2 separate regions of the Homo sapiens genome follow, and region 2 is linked to region 1. Evidence: chromatin loops called from intact Hi-C (ENCODE). Cell type or tissue: IMR-90. All regions are shown on one strand. Links, peaks and the distances in the headings refer to the core of each region. The heading gives the core; the rest is flanking DNA. Region 1 overlaps NID1 (nidogen 1). Region 2 overlaps NID1 (nidogen 1).

Region 1 (5,381 bases), core at 252-5,251:
AATCAGAAATTTGGCCAAGATTTATGATTAAGACAATCATTTCAACTCATAATAAGAGGAGAAAATGGAAGCAACCCAAGCTTTAGAAAGTAGAAGAATGGTTTGAATTAATAGCCATCCAGTAGAATCACACAGATTCCTTAAAAAGTGTTTTCAAAGACTGCTTAATGAGACTACTAAACATTCACGATTTGACATTAACTGAAAAGGTGAAGATATAACAATGTGGTATGATTGCAATTTTATTTAAATAAAAACTATAAGCATGGGTAACATGGCAAAACCCCATCTGTACAAAAATTTAAAAATTAGCCAGGCATGGTAGTGTGCCTGTAGTCCCAGGTACTCAGGAGGCTGAGGTGGGAGGCTCACTTGAGCCCAGGAGGTTGAGGCTGCAGTGAGCCGAGACTGCACCACTGCACTCCAGCTTGGGCGACAGAGTGAGGGCTCGTCTCAAAACAAACAACAACCAAAAAACTATACATATCACTGTGTATCCATGTTAAATTTCTCAATTTTGATAACTGTACTGTGGCCTTGTAAAAGAATGTCCTTGTTCTTAGGAAAAACAAATGAAGTGTTTAAAGAACGATCTATCATGATATATACAACTTATTCTCAAATGGTCAGTATACATATATATATATATATATATGGAGAGACAGAGAGACAGAGAGAGAATGGTAAAGTAAATGTGGCAAAATGTTAACAATTGGTGAAGCTAGATAAATAGTATGTGAACGTTTTTTGGGCTTTGTTCAGTTTTCACGTAAGTTTGATATTATTTAAAACCAGGCACCAAATGGAGAATAAATGTAGTTTTTAATAGTACATACAGATGTGGCCGGGCGCAGTTGCTCACACCTGTAATCCCAGCACTTAGGGAGGCTGAGCCAGGCAGATCACTTGAGGTCAGGAGTTCCAGATCACCCTGGCCTACATAATGAAAGCCCATCTCTACTAAAAATACAAAAATTAGCCAGGTGTGGTGGCATGTGCCTGTAGGCCCAGCTACTTGGGAAGCTGAGGCAGGAGGGTTGCTCAAGCCCAGGAGGCGGAGGTTGTAGTGAGCTGAGATCGCACCACTGCACTCCAGCCTGGGCAACAGGAGTGAAACCCTGTCTCAAAAAAAAAAAAAAGTACAAATAGATGTATAATAAAATTAGTTTATCATGAAATTATATGTTGGGATATTTCATATACATGTAAATAGATAGATGCTGGAGAAAAAGCTGAAAAGAAATACACTTAAATGTCATAATAATTATGTCCAGGTTTTACAACTCTAACTCATGCGTATTGTCTTTTTTGCACAAAATTCTCTACAAGGAGTAGTGCGTCCTATGTCTATAATTGAGGGGAAGGTGACTGTAAGGCCCGGTGTATTTCCCTCTCCAGATCCCAGAGACAGCCCCAGTTCACGGCTGCCGTGGTGGGTCAAGAGCACGAGGCTAGTGGCCGGTCTGGGGCTGGCCCTGGGACACAGCTGGGGCTCACCTGAGGTGGAGTAGTGGTACAGCTCCGTGTAGGGCTCAATGTGCACGGAGGAGCCGAACGGAATCTGCGGCACGCGGCCCTCCAGCTCCGTGTCGATGGTCAGGTGCCCATGCTCATCGATGCCGCTGAACCGCTGCTTAATGACCAGATTGCCCGGGTGCCCCACGAAGGTCACCTCAGCCTGGCGAGTGAACTCACCCCCTGAAAAACAAGATGAGACTGTCACTTTGCTGACTGGGGAGCGCGCCCTTCTGCCCGCCCCAGGCTCACAGTGTGGAGTGGGGTTGGTGCGAACGCTTCTGCAGGTGCTTTGGTTTGGCTGTAGAACATAGAACTGGTGACACTGAAGACAGAGCTCAGACATCCCTGTGGCCCAACTGAGCCACACGCAGAGGAGAGAAGAGGCTTCCTAGCCACAGCCCAGCATCTGTTGGGTTGGCTCAAGGGTTGTGCTGGAAATAGCGGAGGACAGGGGTTGGACTCCCAGCTGTGCTAGGCTCTGTCTGGGTGAACTTGAGTAAGCTACTTAACTCCTGTGAGCCTCCATTTCCCTGATGATTAAAAAAAGGATACAATCTATGTTCTGCAAATTGTCAAGTGCTCCATAATGCCAGTTACGGTGATGAATATTGAAATAGCTACGTCCTGGTTGGATGGGTGAGTTGCTCGTGGCAAACCATTCCCAGTACCAGAAACCATCCTAGGATCACCTGCTACCATGATGGCTTAGGAACTCCTCTTGGTCTGTGCAAGGCGGCAGCCCCAGACAGGCAGGAAAAATACTTCTCCCTTTTCCACAATGACCTGCCCCGTGACAGCAGGGGTTGACAAACTATGGCCTCAGGGCTAAATCTTGCCAGCTGCCTATTTTTCTACAACCCTTGAGCTCAGAAAGGTCTTTACATTTTTTAATGGTTAAAAAAAAATCAAAAGAACAGTATTTCATGGTATGTGAAAATTATATACAATTTAAATTTCAGTGCCCAGTCAAAAAGTTGTATTGGAACACAGCCATGCTCATTCATTTATATATTGTCTGTGGTTGCTTTTCACTCTGCAATGACAGAGTTGAGCCGTCGCAACAGAGACCATATGGCCTAAAATAATTAGGCATAGCTTTAAATATTTACTATCTGGCCCTTTGCCGAAAAAGTTTGACAACCTCAGCTTTATAGTTAAACAAGTCCCAGGCAAGTATCTCAAAGATAACACAGGACCAGGAGAAATTCAGAAGGATCATTGGAGTAAACAGATTTGCTGCTGTCAGGAATTTGCAAAGACTTCCTCTCCCTCAGCCCAGCTGAAGTCCATGTATATTACAAAATAGCACCAATATAAATTAACTCATATTAAAAAAACAAACTGTGAAAAGCTGTGCAGGGAAGGAGTGGGGTCTGTGAGTTTGACTGCAGCTCAATGATATTTGCAAAGAAAAGGGCATCTGGTTTGCATGAGAGCATCAATATTGTTATAACACTCAGAATATATATGCCTGTGGACTAGGAAGAAAAAACATTAGGCCAAAAAGTAGCAAATCTTTTGAGCAGGTTCAATCCTTTTCTTTTTTTCTTTTTTTCTTTTTTTTTTAATACAGAGTCTCACTCTGTTGCCCAGGCTGGAGTGCAATGGCACGATCTCGGCTCACTGCAACCTCCGCCTCCTGGGTTCACACCATTCTCCTGCCTCAGCCTCCCGAGTAGCTGGGACTGCAGGTGCCCGCCACCACACCTGGCTAATTTTTTGTATTTTTCATAGAGACAGGGTTTCACTGTGTTATCCAGGATGATCTCAATCTCCTGACCTTGTGATCCATGTGCCTCGGCCTCCCAAAGTGCTGGGATTACTGGCGTGAGCCACCATGCCCGGCCTCACTCCTTTTCTAATAGATAGCCTCTCCTTTCTTAAGACGGCCACACTTTATGTATTTATATGCCATAACTTTTGGAGGGGTTACCAGCGTGCAGCCTGGATGGAGACCCTGCTTCCAGCAGTGTTTCCTCTAATAAAGCCTTGGCTAAGGCTCCAGGTTGGCTCAGGCAGTGGGGGAGAAGGCAGGTCTAGGTCGTCGGAGGCAGTGGCTAGGTACCTGTGCCCCAGCACAACAAACTCCAGGTCCTGGAAGTGACCAGCGATGAAGGACACAGACTCCTCCAACCCAGCTGTTCTCGGGAATGGGTCTCCAGCATGCAAAGGTTGGGCTGGTCTTGGCAGGGCAAGGGGAAGGCCACCACAACACCAAGGAAACATCCCTCAAGCCATCTGCCCACGCGTCCAGTAAAGACTGAACCTTCCTCAATAGGGCACAGTCTCTAAAAAACTCCAAGGATATCTAGGCTTCCTAAGACTTCTGAGGATTATGTTTATGCAGCTTAAGTAACTAGCTAGAAATGGCAGGTTCCTTCTCTCTGAGCAAATCCTGAGGAAATATCAAAGATCAGTTTCAGGTTGGTTTGGAATTCAGAGGCAGGCTTGAGATCAGTTTCAGGTTGGTTTGGAATTCAGAGGCAGGCTTGATAGAATGAGGCAAACTGTGAAGTTGTGAGGTTCTACGAGCTGATATCACTTGTTCTGCCAGAAACGCCTAAATCTCCACCACGAAATTGCTCCTCAATCAAAACCCAATTCTAGGCAGTCTCAGTTGCTATATATTAATGATAATATTACATGTTCATTTTACCTCATCATCTTATTTCCAAGACAGAACTACAGGATGCCCTGTCTACAGACAAAAAGGAGCAACAACATGCTTCTAAGTTGTCTGCAGACTCAGAGTTCTCCTTCCATCCATCCCCAGGCCTCCCCCTAGGCACTACTGTGTGACCCACTAATTTTAATGTCGGATATAAATTACCGGTGATGCTGAACCCATTCTTGAATCCGTCCTGCTCCACTGCAAACATCCATCCAATGATGCCTCCAACTGGGGCCAGTGGAAGCAGAGAATATCCAACGGTCTCGGGAATGGTGCTGATGGCTGTGTAGGAGCGCCCGTGGTTCATTACTACGTAAGAGTGGAGGTCAGTGTTCTCAAAGACAATGGGGACCTGGCTGCTCCCCACAAAGATCCTTCCTTTCACCTTGCCATTGACTCGCTGGGGGGAACCTGAGCAAGAAAACAAAGAAAGAATATAGAGATCACTTCCAAGCCAGTCTTTCAAACACGAGTAATATGTAGGACCTGTACCTATTGGTGAAGAAAGCAAAGAAACAAAACAGCACTGGGGTCAATGGCTTTGGGTAAGCAAAAGCAGCTGTTCTTCCTGAGACTACCCACAACTGTATGCTGCGGGCCTTCAAAATTCCAATGCCCCTGCCTCTCTTCCTGTGACTGAAAATGGATAGCACGAAAGCTGTCTCCACGGACAGCCATTGAGGAACTGCAGGAGTTAAAAACAGAATTTCAGAAGAAGAAGAATATCAGGGGTGACCTAGAACTAAGGCGACCATAGAATTTATCACATTTGAGAGTAAAAGGAGGATGGGCATGGTGGCTCATGCCTGTAATCCCAGCACTTTGGGAGGCCGAGGCAGGCAGATCACCTGAGGTCAGGAGTTCAAGACCAGCCTGGCCAATACGGCGAAACCCTGTCTCTACTAAAAATAAAAAAATTAGCTGGGCATGATGGCGGGTGCCTGTAGTCCCAGCTACTCAGGAGGCTGAGGTGGGATAATCGCTTGAACCCGGGAGGCTAAGGTTGCAGTGAGCCAAGATCATGCCACCGCACTCCAGCCTGGGTGACAGAGCGAGACTGTCTCAAAAAAAGAGAGAGAGAGAGTAAAAGGAGTGTGGAATTGCTCATTTCATTGGGACAGCAAGGCTAACCTGAATGGCCCTGGGAGTATAGACATTTGCCTGCCTGATCTATAACACACTTTAATAAACA
Region 2 (5,381 bases), core at 333-5,332, 46 kb before region 1:
ACGTTGGGAACCAGGACAGTAACAATGACTAAGCCGAGGCCCAGTTTTCCATGAGCCCACAGCCAACCACAGTTGAGACTGAGTTCCAGGTCCTATGGGAGCCTGGAGGAGGAACCCCAGCCTGGGGAGAACAGGGAGGGGTTCCTGGGGGAGGTGACATTGCTTGAAGCTGGCACCTGAAGGACCAATAGCAGTTTGTCAAACAAGGATCCTGGATGAGGGCTTTTTAGGTAGCGAGACTGGCACATAGGTATAAAGGAAGGCTGGATGGTGGCTTAAAGTGAACAGGATGTCATTGTATGTGGCTGGAGACTATGAGGGTGGGGGAGTGGTCAGAGATGAAGGTAGGAGGCCATGTTAATGAACTTAGAACTTAGGCAGAGGGGAGGCAGTGGAAGATCTTAAGATAGGGAATGGAAAAATAGTTCTATCTTGTTCATTAGCTATCGGGGATAAAGGTCATTGAAATAATACTTTCAAGAAACCATAGCTGCTATTACTTTCATACAAGTATAAGGGGTACAAAGAAGGGGTGTCAGTGATTACAAATAACACCCCAGTCTTTACTGGGTTATAGCAACTGATTTTCAAGCCAGGAGTTGCCACTGGGTAACATGAACCTTCACTGCAAACCCTCAGCACCCATCTAACTTTACTGGAAGCTGAAGATTACATTGGTGTTTTATTATATAGTTTTTTTAAATTAATAATAACGATTGTGTTTTATTGATATCACTTAGGACTCTTTCCCTTCTACTGATTAAAGGAATGAAGGTCATTTAGTATGACTGGAGTATAAGCAGGAAGGAGAAGGGGCTACCCTACCTGAGGGATCTGGGGTATGAGGCAACCATTCCAATACTGTGGGTTTTTTTGTTTTGTTTTGTTTTTGACAGAGTCTCATTCTGTTGCTCAGGCTGGAGTGCAGTGGTGCCATCTCAGCTCACTGCAAACCTCCACCTCCTGAGTTCAAATGATTCTTTTGCCTCAGCCTCCCGAGTAGCTGGGATTACAGGTGCGTGCCACCATGCCCGGCTAATTTTTGTATTTTTAGTAGAGACAGGGTTTCACCATGTTGGCCAGGCTGGTCTCAAACTCCTGACCTCAAGTGATCCCCCGCCTTGGCCTCCCAAAGTGTTGGGATTACAGGCATGAGCCACCACACCTGGCTCCAATACTGTGTTCTTCTGTGGACATACAAGCAGTGCAGACCCTCAGCCCCCTTTGCATTAGCCTTCGCCAGAGCCCTAATATGATGGTGACCTTGGATGCTGGACACATCAGAGCCCCCAGAAAGAAAGCCCGCCAGAGGAAGTTTATTGAGAATTAGAAACCCCACTTGAACAAGATCTTTATTATCTAAACACAAAGTAGAGATTTTTAAAATATTAAAATATTTCCCATGTCCCTAGATGAACAGGGACAGTGAGACTGACCTCCAAAGGTCCCTTCTGGCTTTCAGATAGAAACAGAATAAGTCATTCTGGAGTATATTTGGAATGAGCACATCCTGTGTGAGAGACAAGAGCCACTCAGATATACGCAAATAAAACAGAGAATATAGGCTGCTCTGTGAGAGCATCTTTGCGAGGCACCTGGAGGAAGCTCCATGAGCTCCGTGCATATTGTCTCCTTAGAACCAGCCTTGGTCCCGATCTCAAACCCAAGAGCAACCAACCCCCTCTCCCTCAACTCAAAATACTTCTTTATGAGCTACTCTTCCAAGGGAAAGGTCTGGATAATCTTATCCTTCAATGTGCAGTCCGAGGAAGAAGTATTCCTTACTGCTTACCTCAAAGATATGATACTTTTTAGAGATACTTGGTTGGGTCTGTAACTCAAGGAAAGAAAGAAAGCCTGGGATCCGGGCTGTTATGAAATAAGGAAGAAATGAAAATGATACCTAACTGTCACTCTCACTCACTAGGGAAGCACCAACCTGTACCATGCTAAGGAGATAACTGGAAGCTTCTTTCTCTCTTAAAAAAAAAAAAAAGAAAATTATTCCCAGTGATCTTTCTTCTACAAAGATCACATTTTGGTTTAATTCTGTGTTTTCACAGTAACTAGGCTTTTGCTTGGAATGCTTCTTACTGTGCTTACAGCGTTCTTGGATGGTTATGAGCTCCAAAAGCAACAGGAAATAGCAAACAATGACCTATTCCCCTCTTCCACTGGGTTTTAAAATGAAATCATAGATAATAACAATAACATTTTTAACACACGGAGATAGGCATTTTCAAACTGTTTTTCACTAAACCAAAGCATGAAAACTGGAAGACATGATTTAAATAGCCTGTTGGCTTCCAGAAAAGGGTTCAGGGTCTATGTCCAAAGCCAGACATAGTTAATTCAACCTCAGCTTCATTCCTGCCGCATCATCTTTACTGAAGGCAACAAAGAAGGGAAAAAATGCTTCGGGAGTTGTTCCACAGGCACAGGAAATCTTCTAGAATATCAATTGTGAGGGAAACATTCCATTGAAAATAGAAAAAACTACATTCAGTGCCAAGTAAAAAGAAATACAAAATGAGGCTGCTCTATTTTAAAGATGTATCTTTGATGTGAATATTTTGCAGAGAACGCAAGGTGACTCCACAGAACAAATATCATCAGCATGACAATGCCATAGGAGCAAAAATATTCCCAAGTCAGTTGATGAGTCGCTGAATTAAGCAACATGTAATACTTGACCATTTCAGCACAGTGGAATTTTTAGAGGCCTTTGGATTTTTGTTGTAATGGTCTTTCAACTAGATAAATCATACCCATGTAAAACAGTCTTGATTTGTTGAAGGTAGGCATGAAAAACAAAGCACAGAGTCATTGGTTGAAATTGGCATCCTTAATGAGGAATTTCCTCAATTGAGGAATTGAGGTTGAACACTGAAAAGTAGATTGTGCCTGCCGGGCGCCGTGGCTCACACCTGTAATCCCAGCACTTTGGGAGGCCGAGGTGGGCGGATCACGAGGTCAGGAGATAGAGACCATTCTGGCTAACACGGTGAAACCCTGTCTCTACTAAAAAAAAATACAAAAAATTAGCCAGGCATGGTGGCGGGCGACTTTAGTCCCAGCTACTCGAGAGGCTGAGGCAGGAGAATGGCGTGAACCCAGGAGGCAGAGCTTGCAGTGAGCCAAGATCACGCCACTGCACTCCAGCCTGGGTGACAGAGTGAGACTCTGTCTCAAAAAAAAAAAGAAAAAAAAAAGTAGAACGTGCCTAAACTTTACACACTTTATCGTAGTAATGCAACAAAAGACTGAGAAATGTTTGTGAAAGTTTGGCTTCATTTGCTGTTCTTCTCTGGCATACATGGCCACTTTGGCTGCTAGAAGCAAAACCAAAAAGGAAAAATGATATTTGCTTACTTACCTTGTCTAATGATGGTGGTTGGCTCTCCACCATGTAGACTAGCTCTCCCAATGGAAGGCTCAGTGATGTCCGTCCAGTAAACCATCTTGTCCACGCAGTCAAAGGCCAGTCCAATGATGACTTTAGCCTGGATGTGAAGACCAGTGGTTAGAATGGTCCATCTACAAGCATCTGATAGTGAGAATCTTTTTGCGTGCCTACAGGCATTTGGATATCTTTTGTAATGAAGTGTCAAGTGTTTTGTTCATTTAAAAATTTTTATTATTGAGTTGTAGGAGTTGTTCGTATATTTCAGAAAAAACTCCTGTCATATACACATATATGCACATCTATATGTATAGGAATTTGTGTGTGTGTGTGTGTGTGTGTGTGTGTGTATATATATGCATAAATATGTATTTTTTGAGACAGGGTCTCTGTTGCCCAGGCTGGAGTGTAGTGGCGTGATTACTGCTCACTGCAGCCTCAACCTCCTGAACTCGAGTGATCCTCGCCCTCAGACTCTCAAGTAGCTGGGACTACAGGCATGTGCCACCATGCCTAGCTCATTTCTTAAAATTTTTTGTGGCAACAGAGTCTCACTGTCTTGCCCACTCTGGTCTTAAACTCCTGGCTCAAGCAAGCCATCTGACTCAGCCTCCCAAAGTGCTGGGATTACCAGCACCAGCCACTGCACCCACCCATTATTTCTTCTCAGTATGTAGTTTGCTCTTTCATTTTCTTAATAGTGTTTGGAAGAGCAAAAGTTTTTGATGTTTAGTAAGTCTAATTTATTATTTTTTCCCTTTATGGCTAATGCTTTTTGAATACTAAGAAATCTTTGCCTACTTGAAGGTGATAAAGAAAAAGAAATAAAAGGCATACATATTGAAGAAGTAAAATTACTCTATTCTAAGATAATATGGTTATTTATGTAGAAAGTCATGGGGAATCTATAAAACTGCTATAATCAAAAGTGAATCTAGCAAGGATGCAAGATACAAAGTCAATATAAAATTATTTTTCTATATACTAGCAAAATATAGAAAATAAACCTTAATAATTGTGACAGCATCAAAAAAAAAAACCAGAAAATATATAAGGATAAACATTTTTAAATATGCAGGATTCCACAATGAATACTATAAAACATTGCAGCATGAAACTATAAAAGACCCAAATAAATGAAGGGATAAATAAGGTTAAATGTAAACAATTTACATTTAAATTGTAGCTGGGACTACAGACATGTGCCAGCACACCTAGTTAATTTTTCTATTTTTTTGTAGAGACAGCGTCTCACTATGTTGCCCAGGCTGGTCTCGAACTCCTGAGCTCAACTGATCCAGCCGCCTGGGCCTCCCAAAGTCCTGAGATTACAGACGTAAGCCAGTGCGCCCAGACAAGGCTGTGCACTTTTAAGATATTCACTCTCTTAAACCATCACAACCAAATGCTCAGGCCTCAACTGTGGGTACCTCCTTCACGGCATCCCATGCCTATCAACTTCTCTGGCCTTCCGTGGTATTAAGGAAAGAGAACATTTCCTTCAGCAAACATGCTCATCAACTTCTCTGGCCCTCCATGGCTTTAAGGAAAGAAAACATTTCCTTCAGCAAACACGCCCAGAGTCCTTTTCCACACATTAGTTCTTACAAAAGTGAGACAGAAAAGGACCAGAGGAAGCAAAGTTGAGTAACATTTTACATGTGATTTGAGTTTCATGAAAATCTACTGGGCTATTGTTTGGTTTGAAAAGCCACTGAGAGTTAGCTCTGAGTAAGCCAGCCTCTCCTCAGACAAGGCAAATCAATTACCTGCCAGTAACTCATTAATGAGTATTTATTAGGTGCTCATTATGTATGACGAACTATGGTGATACATAGACAAAACTCCAACCTAGAAAGAACACTGAGTTGCTTAACTTCTCTAAAGCAACCACCTCAAAACAAGCCATCTGCCCATAGGTTGATTTGGCAAAGCCTTGTCGAGATCTTTTGCAAATTAAAATATTTTAAAACTATAG

What was found. Hi-C counts contacts between places; a loop is a spot of excess contacts. Peaks named below come from ENCODE experiments on the same cell type or tissue, not always from the same donor. Only the 100,000 strongest peaks of a DNase experiment are listed, where the experiment ranks them.
Region 2: a loop joins it to region 1, with 2.0 times the contacts of the local background. A loop is called at or near these places in 4 of 110 quality-filtered maps.

What each region holds. Positions count from the first base shown.
Region 1 is chr1:236,028,053-236,033,433 of GRCh38, forward strand. NID1 (nidogen 1) reads right to left here. Exons shown (of 20, transcript NM_002508.3): 6 at 4,349-4,600; 7 at 1,498-1,698. Among named protein-coding and RNA genes, the nearest start is that of NID1, 34 kb to the right of the region's middle. In IMR-90, for the core only: no CTCF peak of the experiment used is centred there; a DNase peak (open chromatin) is centred at 2,749; H3K27ac peaks cover 669 bases.
Region 2 is chr1:235,982,003-235,987,383 of GRCh38, forward strand. NID1 (nidogen 1) reads right to left here. Exons shown (of 20, transcript NM_002508.3): 15 at 3,377-3,503. Among named protein-coding and RNA genes, the nearest start is that of LINC02768, 12 kb to the left of the region's middle. RefSeq lists a silencer at 73-273. In IMR-90, for the core only: no CTCF peak of the experiment used is centred there; DNase peaks (open chromatin) are centred at 2,139 and 2,659; H3K27ac peaks cover 2,625 bases.